Linked DNA regions of Homo sapiens: region 2 is linked to region 1. Evidence: read pairs that join two places in POLR2A ChIA-PET (ENCODE). Cell type or tissue: A673. All regions are shown on one strand. Each heading gives the region's core, and the rest is flanking DNA. Links, peaks and the distances in the headings are about the cores only.

Region 1 (5,374 bases), core at 124-5,123:
AGATAATAGATGCTTGGCTATAACACTATCTGTTTGTTCCTAAAGTAATATGATTGTATTAAAAAGTGTTCTTCAGCCATGCAATACTGTATTCATCTTGCCATCCTTGAGTGAGTCAGTGAATTATCTTGTGATACAGGACTGCATTTATCTGACAGATATCTTTTGAAAGTAACATGATATCTGTGAGAGGTCTGAGGCTGTGATTTCACTTTGGTTTTCTGTATGTGATTCTGTAATAAGTTAATGCCTTAACTTAAACTCTAATGTTACAGAATATCGTAAACACGAACAGATGAATTCAGATTCCTTTTCAAAAGTAGATTTGACACACTGAGCTATTTATGCATGGAATACATGATGTCAGAGATTTGCTTCCACATAGAATAGGTGGCAGTGAATGTGGGTAAGGAGAGAGAGAGAGAGAGAGAGAGAGAGAGATAATATTTATATATTTTTATATATATTCATATATATATATGTAGGTGAAACAGGATTGGCCATGAGTTGATGATTGTTGAAGTTAGGTAATGATTTGGTAAATATTTTAAAATATTTTATGAATTTTTAATAGGTTTAATTGTGTTTTCCTAAAGGCAAAATCTGACAAGCTTCTAGGGAGGAGATTGGCAGAATAGAGTAATTCCTAACATTGTTAGAGTTTGAAAGGAAATGGTCCCCCCACTTCTTTTCTCTTTCTCTCTTTTTTTTTTTTTTTTTTGCATCTCTGAAAGACTGAGCTGAACGATTGTGACAATTAGTTAGTATATAAAATGTCCCACTTTCCTGGTGAGTGGTTGACATTGGTGGCTAAGCAATTTCAGGCATGAGAAGAGAATAAACCTTTACTGATTAATGGTTGACTTGTGACCTCCTGGTCACTTTCTGGGCTGGCAGCAGCATGATTTGTGTAACATTTAAACATAGTTGAGAATCATAAAATATTCTTTTCATGCATTGATTTCTTAATGCATTTTTGAAGTGTTTTCATTAAGACTGGAAAAATTATGATCTGTGTGTGAAACTGACAAAGGTCGGCGGGGGTATGATGGATGTCATTATGGAAAGTCCTAAGTGATCATGGAAATCCCTTCTTCCTTTTTCTGAGGCATACAGGCAGATGGAATTCTGCCTTGTTTCATGTTGACATCTCTGCATGTTCATTCTGAGAGGCTCACAGGATGGCTGGCCTGGCTATCCCTGAGGGCTCATGGCCTGTCCCCAGAGGAATTAAGCATAGCTGAAGGCTAGCCTTCCCTCTATTGATGTAATTGATGAAATGAGGAAGCAAGATGCTAAGAACAAGACCCATTTCTCAATTATTGAGTGTTGTAGAGTCTCTGAAAAAGATATTTAGAAGCACCAGAGCCTGCTAATTTTGCCTGGGGTTTAGGATTTATATATAACCAATGAGACAGAGCAAGAATTCCCTTTTGGGCAATATGGTCTACTCTGCCCTGTTTATGGAGTTGTTGATTCATAATATTATGGCATAACAGTTGAAAAAAAGCAAAACACAAGATTATAGGTAAGACTTGATTACAAAAGCTATGTGATGATTTTGTACTGGTACAGACAAAAGAGAGGAGCTAAACAAATGTAAAAATAATTGGGTTAGGGTAGAGGGGATGTGGATAACTTTTTTTCTTGCTTAAAAGCATCTTTATTATTATATTGTTTTTACGTTTGGATTTTGTTTACAAAAGAACCAAAGTAAGTCATCTTCTTGGTATTCAAAAGTTCCAAAGATGGAATTTTCCCATCAGAGTGCGATGGTTTAAATAGAAGTTAGGTTCCTAGGAAGAATAAATGAACCATAATATAATTGCATAGGATGTAGAATATCCATTGCTTTCCCCAAGACCAGAATGATACCTCTCACAGGCAATGCGAGGAGTCCTCCACCCCTGCCACCCACACTGGGTGTGTGACCCAGCAAGGGGGCATGGGTGGGGTGGGAGGAAGGTAAAAAGGGGAAGACCACAATAGCTGTTCATATACAGGATTATTTGCTATTCTGTTCTTAAAGATTGCTTGATATTTTGTTTTGATTGCAAAAGGTGATTGATATGAAAATGTCAACATTTCAAACACAAGTATTCGTTTTGTTCAAAATGTTTGTTAGATCAAATCAGAATATGATCCCAGAACATGTCTGAGCTCTTGGATCTGCTCTAGAAAAATACACACACACACACACACACACACACACACACACACACACCCCATATGTATATATTAGAAGCAGGGAGTGGCTCTGTCACCCAGGCTGGAGTGCAGTGGCATGTGTGGTCATAGCTCACTGTAACTTTGAACTCCTGGGCTCAAGTGGTCCTCTGGCCATGGCCTCGCGTGTAGCTGGGACTGCAGACACACACCACCTTGCCTGGCTAATTTTTATTTTTATTTATTTATATATTTTCTGTAGAAACAGGATCTTGCTTTGTTGCCCAGGTTGGTCTTGAACTCCTGGCCTTAGGTGATCCTCCTGCCTCAGCCTCCCAAAGTGCTGGTTTTATACCATGCCTGGCTTTAGAAAGAAATATATTAATTAACATCTACAAAGAGATGATCCATGTCCACATAATTGGTTCTGCTTATTCAACAAGCCGTTTTTCAGTGCTGAGACTTCCTCTGAGGAGGTATGGGTGGTGGCGCTGGGAAAGGGGTGAGGCCTTCTGGGAGACCTTCGGGGACGCCACCTTGAGGGTGGAGTCCTGTGCTAGTGGCAGAGCACTGTTTAGAGTCAGCCGAGTGAGTCTCAGTTCCCTGGGCTTGTTTTATGCATGCGGCGCCTGTTTCAGGTTCTCAAGAAACATGGTATTCAGTTCATTGAGAGCACTGGTTCTTCATGCCAGCTGCCTATTAGAATCATCTAGAAATCTCTTGGAAAACATGGATGCTCAACTTCCACCCCCCAGAAATTCTGATTCAATTGGTTGGGCGGGGGCCTAGGCATTGTTATTTCTGAAAAGCTTTCCAGGTGATTCTATTGTGCAGCGAGGGTCAAAATCTGGTGATCTGTTATTTAACAAGCTATTGTTTTAAATGGTCAAAATCTGGTGATCTGTTATTTAACAAGCTATTGTTTTAAATGGTCAAAATCTGGTGATCTGTTATTTAACAAGCTATTGTTTTAAATGGAGCTTAAGGGGAAGTATTACTGTGACTATTCAAAAGAGCTGTGTTTTCTTCTACCGGTCCACAGTGAGACTTTAATATCCAGGGTGTGTGTATGAGTGAGTGAGTGTGTGTGTGTGTGTGTATGTTCTGTGTGTCTTTGTGTTGTGTGTGAGTGTATGTGTGAGAACATGTTGTATGTGTGTGTTGTGTGTGTATGTGTATATTTTGTGAATGTGTGTATGTATGTGTGTGTGTGTGAGAGTATACTGCAAGTGTGTGTATATGTGTGTGAGTGTGAATGCGAGAGTATATTGTGTTTAAGTGCGTGTTTGTGTGCACGTTGCATATGTGTGTGAGTGTGCTTGTGTGAGCATTGTGTATATGTGTGAGAATGTGTGTGAGACAGTGTTGCAAGTGTGTGAGTGAGTGTGTTGTGTAACTCACCAGATGACCCTAATGTGCAAACAGGGTTGAGATCCAGAGCTGTGTCTGAGTGTTGTCTGTGTCCTCCCTGGAGAACATCCTTCGTTTTCTGGTTCGGAGTGTATATTGATTGGCATAATAACCACTACTCATCAGTAAACCTGTGTAAAGACCCATAAGACCTGCTAGCTGGGAAAATGGTAGATTTTTCACTTCTTCACTTCTACATTTCTACCTTGTGGTTTCATGGACTATGTCATAAATTTATTAATATTAATTATGAACACTTATGAAGGTGTTTTGATACCTGCTGTGACGAGGCTGCATTGTTTTTCTTATCATTTTAATGTTATTTATTTATTTATTTATTTTGAGACAGAGTCTCCCTCTGTTGCCCAGGCTGGAGTGCAGTGGTGCGATCTCGGCTCACTGCAACCTCCGCCTCCCGGGTTCATGCCATTCTCCTGCCTCAGCCTCCTGAGTAGCTGGGACTACAGGCACCTGCCACCACGCCCTGCTAATTTTTTTTTTTTTTTTGTATTTTTAGTAGAAATGGGGTTTCACTGTGTTGGCCAGGATGGTCTTGATCTCCTGACCTCGTTATCTGCCCGCCTCGGCCTCCCAAAGTGCTGGGATTACAGGCGTGAGCCAACGTGCCCGGCCCATTTTAATGTTTTTTAATCCAGATAGGCAGCATGCTAAATAAATAGTAAATTTCTAAGTACAATAGAAAAAATTGCTCATGAAATGTGCCAGTATTAACATTTATTTCTTCCATTACATTACTTTGAAAATTTTGTAGATTCAAGAGAATGTTGAAGTGGTGGTTACTTTTGTTTTCCACATTGATTCTCTTCACTGAGAATGTTGAAATAATAATGATTGTGAAGTGAAATTTCTTTTTATTAATGCAATTAAAAATTTGCTCCCCCTTGCATATGCCATTTGAAACAAATTCCACACATATTACAGTTTTACAGCAGTGCTGAATGGTGGAACTGCTGTGATGATGGAAATGTTCTGGGCTTCTGCTGTTTCAGTAGCCACTGGAAATGTGGTTCTGGATTGACTGAGCAACTGAATTCTTAATTGTATTTAATTTTAATTAACTTACTAGCCACATGTGGCTAGTGCCCGCCCCAGTGGGCAGAGCACGTGCAGAGGCTGGTTCTGTTCGGCTTGAGAGGAGCTTGGGTGGGGCCCCTGCAGCAGAGTGACAGCTGCCCCAGGGGATGTCAGGGACATCACCATTGCATATACCCTGGTAGGTGGGTTGTCTTCTGAAATCCTGTGCCTTGCTACTGTTACTCGTAGAGGCTTGGACAAGAATCAGTGATCCCAAGAAAGGATGTAGGATGTGGCTTTGTGGGGTATGACGTAGCTCAGATTGAAGACTTGTGGCCCCGGTACCAGGCGACGCCCCCCCTCTGTCTTCCGGGTCTCCCCCACGTTCTCCGCTGTCTGACCCTGATGTGCCCAGCACCTTTCTCAGGTGTTTTCAGCCTCTCCCTTGCTCCTGGCTCCTCCCAGGGGGAGGTAACCATTGCCACATCAGTGCCCCTGTGCCCTCCCCTGCATGCCCTGCTCCCAGCCATGCATGTCGCCTCCATTTCCTCTCTGCCTGCAGTGCCCGTGGCTCCCCTCCATGACCTCAATGCTGACTATTCTTTTGAGGAAATCCTTCTTTAACACACAAATCAGCTGGCGTCACTTCTGCTTAAAAACCAGCAGTGGCTTCCCCTAGAAAACAGCCTCCTGGGTGTGCTTCCGGGGTCTCCGGGATCAATTCCCCCATGCCCTCCCCCTCCACACCCAGCATCAGCTGGTT
Region 2 (5,374 bases), core at 151-5,150, 120 kb after region 1:
TATTGGTGAACTTTTCCATTCATTTTTAACAAATCATTGTCTGCCATGTGTCAAATACTGTTCCAGGCACTGAGCCCAGTGATCCCTGCCTTCACTAAAGGCACAGGCTCTTGGGATGGTTGCTTAGTAACCAAACACAGTTATCAAGTGGGCTTAGTTAATTGAACATTTTTTCTGTATATTCAAGGAAAATATCAAGAGACTGAGTGGACCCAAAAATACAGAGTCTGTCAGGATTGCTTTTAGTCCTGGCTAGCCAAGCAACCCTGCATCTCTCCCAGTTAGGGAAGGAGGGGAAGTGAAGCCCTGAAGCATCATTTGTGTGTTTAAATGAGAATGCCTTGGTATTTCTCCCCTTCCCTGTTGTGGTCTCTGTTTCAGTGGTCGGACTCAGAAGCAGGTTCTCGACTATGTTAAAGAAGGAGGACATAAGAAGGTGCAGTTTGAAAGGTAAGAGAAGCTTCAATGCTACTTCCAGTCTGAGAAGGCTCAGACTCGCCAGGTAACAGTTTGTTGCTGCTAAATATTTCTTTACCCAGACTTCAGACTTGATGTCCCTTGAGTTGTAAATGATAGTCTCAGTCATCCTCAGCAAGTCCAGTGTTAGAGAGGAAGGTTTTAGAGCCCAGGGGCACACCCTCGAGAGTGAGATGAGAACAGACAGAAAGGACTAGGGGAGGCGGGAGAGGACATACTGGGGAAGGAGAGAAGGGCTTAGGACATCACAGTGGGGGATGAAGCATGATAAAAACTAGCTCACTGGTGAGTCCTTCAATATTTTGGGATTTGTATTGAAAGCATGTCTATGAACATTTTAATTAAATCAAGTAAATCTGGATGAGCAGAAACAGGATTTTTTCTTTCTCAAAACAGGGTCTTGCTCTGTTGCCCAGGCTGGAGTGCAGTGGTGTGATCACAGCCCACTGCAGCCTCAGCCTCTGGGACTCGATCAATCCTCCCACCTCAGCCTCCTGAGTAGCTGGGACCACAGGTGCCCACCACCACTCCCAGCTAAATTTTTGTAGAGATGGGGTCTGCCTATGTTGCCAGGGCTGGTCTCAAACTCCTGGGCTCAAGCCATCTTCCCGCCTTGGCCTCCCAAAGTGCTGGGATTACAGGCAAGAGTCACCATGCCCAGCCAGAAACAGGATTTATTATTATTATTGTTGTTGGTGTTATCAAACACTTGTAGCCCTTAGTGTGTGCCAGGCTGTTCCGAGCACTGGGCCTGAGTGAACTCATTGAGTCTTCACCTCAGCTCTGTGAGGTCAGTGCTCTTTTATTCCCTTTATAAAGATGGAGATACTGAGTCCCCAGTAGGTTAAATAACTAGTCCAGGTCTCATAGCTGCTAAGCAGTTTCTGGCCAGCCAGCCAGCTCCCAAGCCCAATGCTCCAAGGAGGAGCAGCAGAACCCAAGGAGGGTAAAGGAGCGGAGGATAGGCCTCAAGAACTAGTTACTGCATGTAGCGTTTTTAAAAAACTTTTTTCATTTTCATACATTTAAAAATTACAATAAAGTACAGGGAAGTCAGCAAACACCCAGATTCCTACTACTTAGAATTAACGGCCATTAACAGTTGGACACATTTGTTTCTGGGGTTGTTTTTTCTTCTTTTATTTGCAGCTCTCGTTACAGACATGGTAAAACCCCCTTGAACCACCAGCTCTGGTAATTTCCCTTCTCCCCTCCCCAGAGGCAGCTGCCACATTTAGGCTCCTTTCTGTATGCATATTACTGCATCCCAAAAGAGTGTGTAGAATTGCTCTGGAGGCCGGGCACAATGGCACATGCCTGTAATCCCAGCACTTTGGGATGCCGAAGTGGGTGGATCACTTGAGCTCAGGAGTTTGAGACCAGCCTGGGTAACATGACGAAAGCTCATCTCTACCCAAAAAAAAAAAAAAAAAAAAAAAAAAATTAGCTGGATGTGGTGGTGCATGCCTGTGGTCCCAGCTACTTGGGAGGCTGAGGTAGGACGATTGCTTGAGCCTGGGAGGTCAAGGCTGCAGTGAGCCAAGATTGTGCCACTGCCCTCCATCTCTGGGCCACAGAGCGAGATCCTGTCCCAAAAAAAAAAAAGAGAAAAAAGAAAAACTGCTCTGAGTGTGTTCTTTTCATTCATATAAGTACTCCCATATATAATTCTGCATCTTGCTTTTTTAATACTACCTTTTTTTTGAGATCTGTTTTAAGGGCCATACAGTAGTATGAAGATACTACACTGTATTTCTCTGATTGCCTATTGAGAACCATCCAGATTATTTCAGTATTTTGTTTTGATTTTGCTGAAATAAACCTGCTTCTGTGGCCATCCCTGCATCTTCCTTCTACCACAAATCTGTGGTGCTTTCTCATGCCCTGTCTCTATAAATGTCATGTTCAGGAGGTTTTTTTCAGGAGGTTTTTTTTTTGGAGATGAATCCCATAATTTTCCTGGACAGTCAATGGTTAGTATTTGAAAACCATGTAAGAAATAGCCCAGTTCTCTCTCTGATTCAGAATGTGGATCTCTAGAGCTTTTCTGTGCTAACCTGGAGTATTTTGAAGAAGAGCTGGATGTGCCTGGGAATAGAATCTATATTTACACAGTCTCATGAATTTCAGGACCTGAGCATTTCAGTGCCTGTTTGATGGGGAAAAGGGGAATAGGCAGACTGAGAGGGAAGAGATGAAAGAGACGTGTCAAGATGCTGTTAAAGTCAGTTCCTTCTACTGTTGAGGGCAGGCCTTTTCCTCTGAACTTACCGCTTTGATAGAGTGAGCGGATGAGTGGTAATTGCCTCTGTTATAGAACTGATCCAGAAAATAATTACCTAAAGTACATGAATTGATTTCATATTGTCAGACCATAGCTTGCTATTCAGAGCATGGGAGGGCGCAGCCACATCCTCCCTCCTCTGTGACTTTCCCCTTAACTAGAAAGGTCCTGCTCAGTTGCTAAATGTTTCTTCACGAGCTGCACCGTGAGAACTACAACAAGGGCTTCTGAGAATTTCTCCGAGATTTAAGTAACCCTTGAACCATGCAAGTGCTATCAAAGGATGACTGCGTATGTTTCCAAGTAGCATTTGTAAAGGCGGCTCTGGGTACCATCATTATTGAGGAAGGCACTAATACGTCCAACAAAAGGACTTTTGTTTCATTTAAAACCAAGGAAAAAGAAACAAAAACCTCACCTAACTTTAATGATCTTGTGTGATTTTTCCCAGGAAGCACAGCAAGATTCATTCTATCCGGAGCCTTGCTTCACAGCCTACAGAACTGAATTCGGAAGTGCTGGAGCAGGTCAGTGATGGCGCTGTCCTATGATAACTCTGCTTTTCCCCACACTTCCTCCACGGAGCCCTGGGCTTCAGAGCGGGCTTTCTTGTTCTCTGTCCTTTCCTTTGGGGTTTTTAGCAGATGAGAATCTGATTATGGGCCTTGGCTTTGACCAGATATAGGCTTTGTGCCATGTGCCGGCAGCCTGGGCTCAGAGGCCGTGGAGTGTGTTGTGTTTTCAGCTGCCTTCTCATCTCCCATGCGGTGCTCTAAGCCACTGAGAACTCAGCTCAGCGGCGGAACCATCGCGGCAGTGGGCAGAGCTGAGACTGACTCTCCAGCTAAATGGGTCCACTTGGGAAGAGATGGGGACCCGCTTTGTAACCAATGGGTGTAACTCCTGCCTGGTGCCAAGGCCAGAAGCCTTTGCTGGCACAGAACTGGTCGGCGAGTTCCCAGAGCTTGTATTACAGGGCAGTGACCACAATTGGCAGTAAGAGACATTATCACTCTTGCTCTGAGGGTGGCAAAAGCTCGTTTTCCCTGGAGTTGGTCTCTGGGTAAGTTCTCAGGGCTTTCTCTAAAAGAGAAAAAGAAACTTGGGGAAGAATATAAAGGAGGTTTCATCGTGTGAATCCAAAAAAACCCCTTTCCCCGTCCAGGCTGCCCTGAGAAGTATAAGCAAACATGTCCTTTGTCGTTTTTCTGATGACTGTGTCAACTTGCCTTCAGGGGTCCCTGATGTGCCTGCCCATCCTTCCCTGGAGACCCCCTGTGGGCTGGAAGGGCCGTCTTGTTCCGTAGAAGCTTTACAAGCCCAACATGAGCAGGACGTGGTGGCTGGCGCCTGTAATCCCAGCACTTTGGGAGGCCAAGGCGGGAGGATCACTTGGCCCCAGGAGTTCAAAGCCAGCCTGGGCAACGTAGACCCCAGTCTCTATAAAAAAATTTAAAAATTAGCCGGGTGTGGTGGCACATGCCTGTGGTCCTAGCCACTTGGGAGGCTGAGGTGGGAGGATTGCTTGACCCCAGGAGTTCAAGCGCAGCCTGGACAACACAGGGAGACCCCATCTCTACAAAAAAAATTTTTTTAATTAGCCGGACATGGTGGCGCAGGACTGTGGTCCCAGCTACTTGGGAGGATTGCTTGAGCCCAAGAGGTCGAGGCCGCTGTGAGCTGTGGTTGCAGCACTGCACTCCAGCCTAGGTGACAGAGTAAGATCCTGTCTCCCCCTCCAAAAAAGAAAAGCAAAGCAAACCCCAGCATGAGTCGGCGGGTCCTGGAAAGCAGAGACCGGGCCGGGCTTGTGCTGCCGGGAACAGTGCTGTCAGCCGCCACGCCCTGAAGGAACCTTCTGGATCATGCCCAGATGTGCCTCCGTGATTGCTGCTAGGCCAGAGAGCTCCGGGGCAGTTCTCCCGCCGCAGAGGCCTCGGGTGTTCTTGCCTGGCTCTCCTTTTCTGTTTTCAGCCTTGGAATAACAGTCTCCCTCTTCTCTATCTCTCCGCACCTTTTTCCCCACCCCACCCAGTCTCAGCAGAGCACCAGCCTTACATTTGGAGAAGGTGCCGAATCTCCAGGGGGCCAGAGCTGCCGGCGAGGAAAGGAACCGAAGGTTTCCGCCGGGGAGCCGGGGTCGCACCCGAGCCCTGCGCCGAGGAGAAGCCCCGCGGGTAACAAGCAGGCGGACGGAGCCGCCTCGGCGCCCACGGAGGAAGAGGAGGAGGTCGTTAAGGATAGGACCCAGCAGAGTAAACCTCAGCCCCCGCAGCCAAGCACAGGTCCAGCATCCCGGGCTGCCAGAGGCAGCAGTACTTCCATTCCTTTCATTGACTGCAGTGACGTAGATAGCGAATACGACCTTCTTAGAGAACAAGCGTCCCGATCCCGGTCCCGATCCCGGTCCCGGTCCCAAACAAATGACAATTATGAGGGTGATCTGACCAGCGGTGTCTATCTGCTGTCCAGGGAGGAGGGGCGAAGAGAGGCTGGGCGTAGGGCTTCCCCGCACTCTGCGAAGTCCTCCCGGCCTCCTTCCGGAGAATTCCTTGATGACGATTCAGCAGACATCACCTTTGATATGAGCGGGAGCCCTCGACTCCCAAGGCA

What was found. Peaks named below come from ENCODE experiments on the same cell type or tissue, not always from the same donor. Only the 100,000 strongest peaks of a DNase experiment are listed, where the experiment ranks them.
Region 2: POLR2A ChIA-PET joins it to region 1 with 15 read pairs; 2 of 35 experiments call an interaction of 5 or more read pairs at or near these places.

What each region holds. Positions count from the first base shown.
Region 1 is chr13:98,274,926-98,280,299 of GRCh38, forward strand. The region is part of intron 2 of FARP1 (FERM, ARH/RhoGEF and pleckstrin domain protein 1); the gene reads left to right. Among named protein-coding and RNA genes, the nearest start is that of MIR3170, 69 kb to the left of the region's middle. RefSeq lists an enhancer at 5,144-5,193. In A673, for the core only: no CTCF peak of the experiment used is centred there; no DNase peak of the experiment used is centred there; H3K4me3 peaks cover 86 bases; H3K27ac peaks cover 2,304 bases.
Region 2 is chr13:98,390,431-98,395,804 of GRCh38, forward strand. FARP1 (FERM, ARH/RhoGEF and pleckstrin domain protein 1) reads left to right here. Exons shown (of 27, transcript NM_005766.4): 11 at 382-450; 12 at 3,213-3,288; 13 at 4,797-5,046. Among named protein-coding and RNA genes, the nearest start is that of FARP1-AS1, 43 kb to the right of the region's middle. In A673, for the core only: no CTCF peak of the experiment used is centred there; no DNase peak of the experiment used is centred there.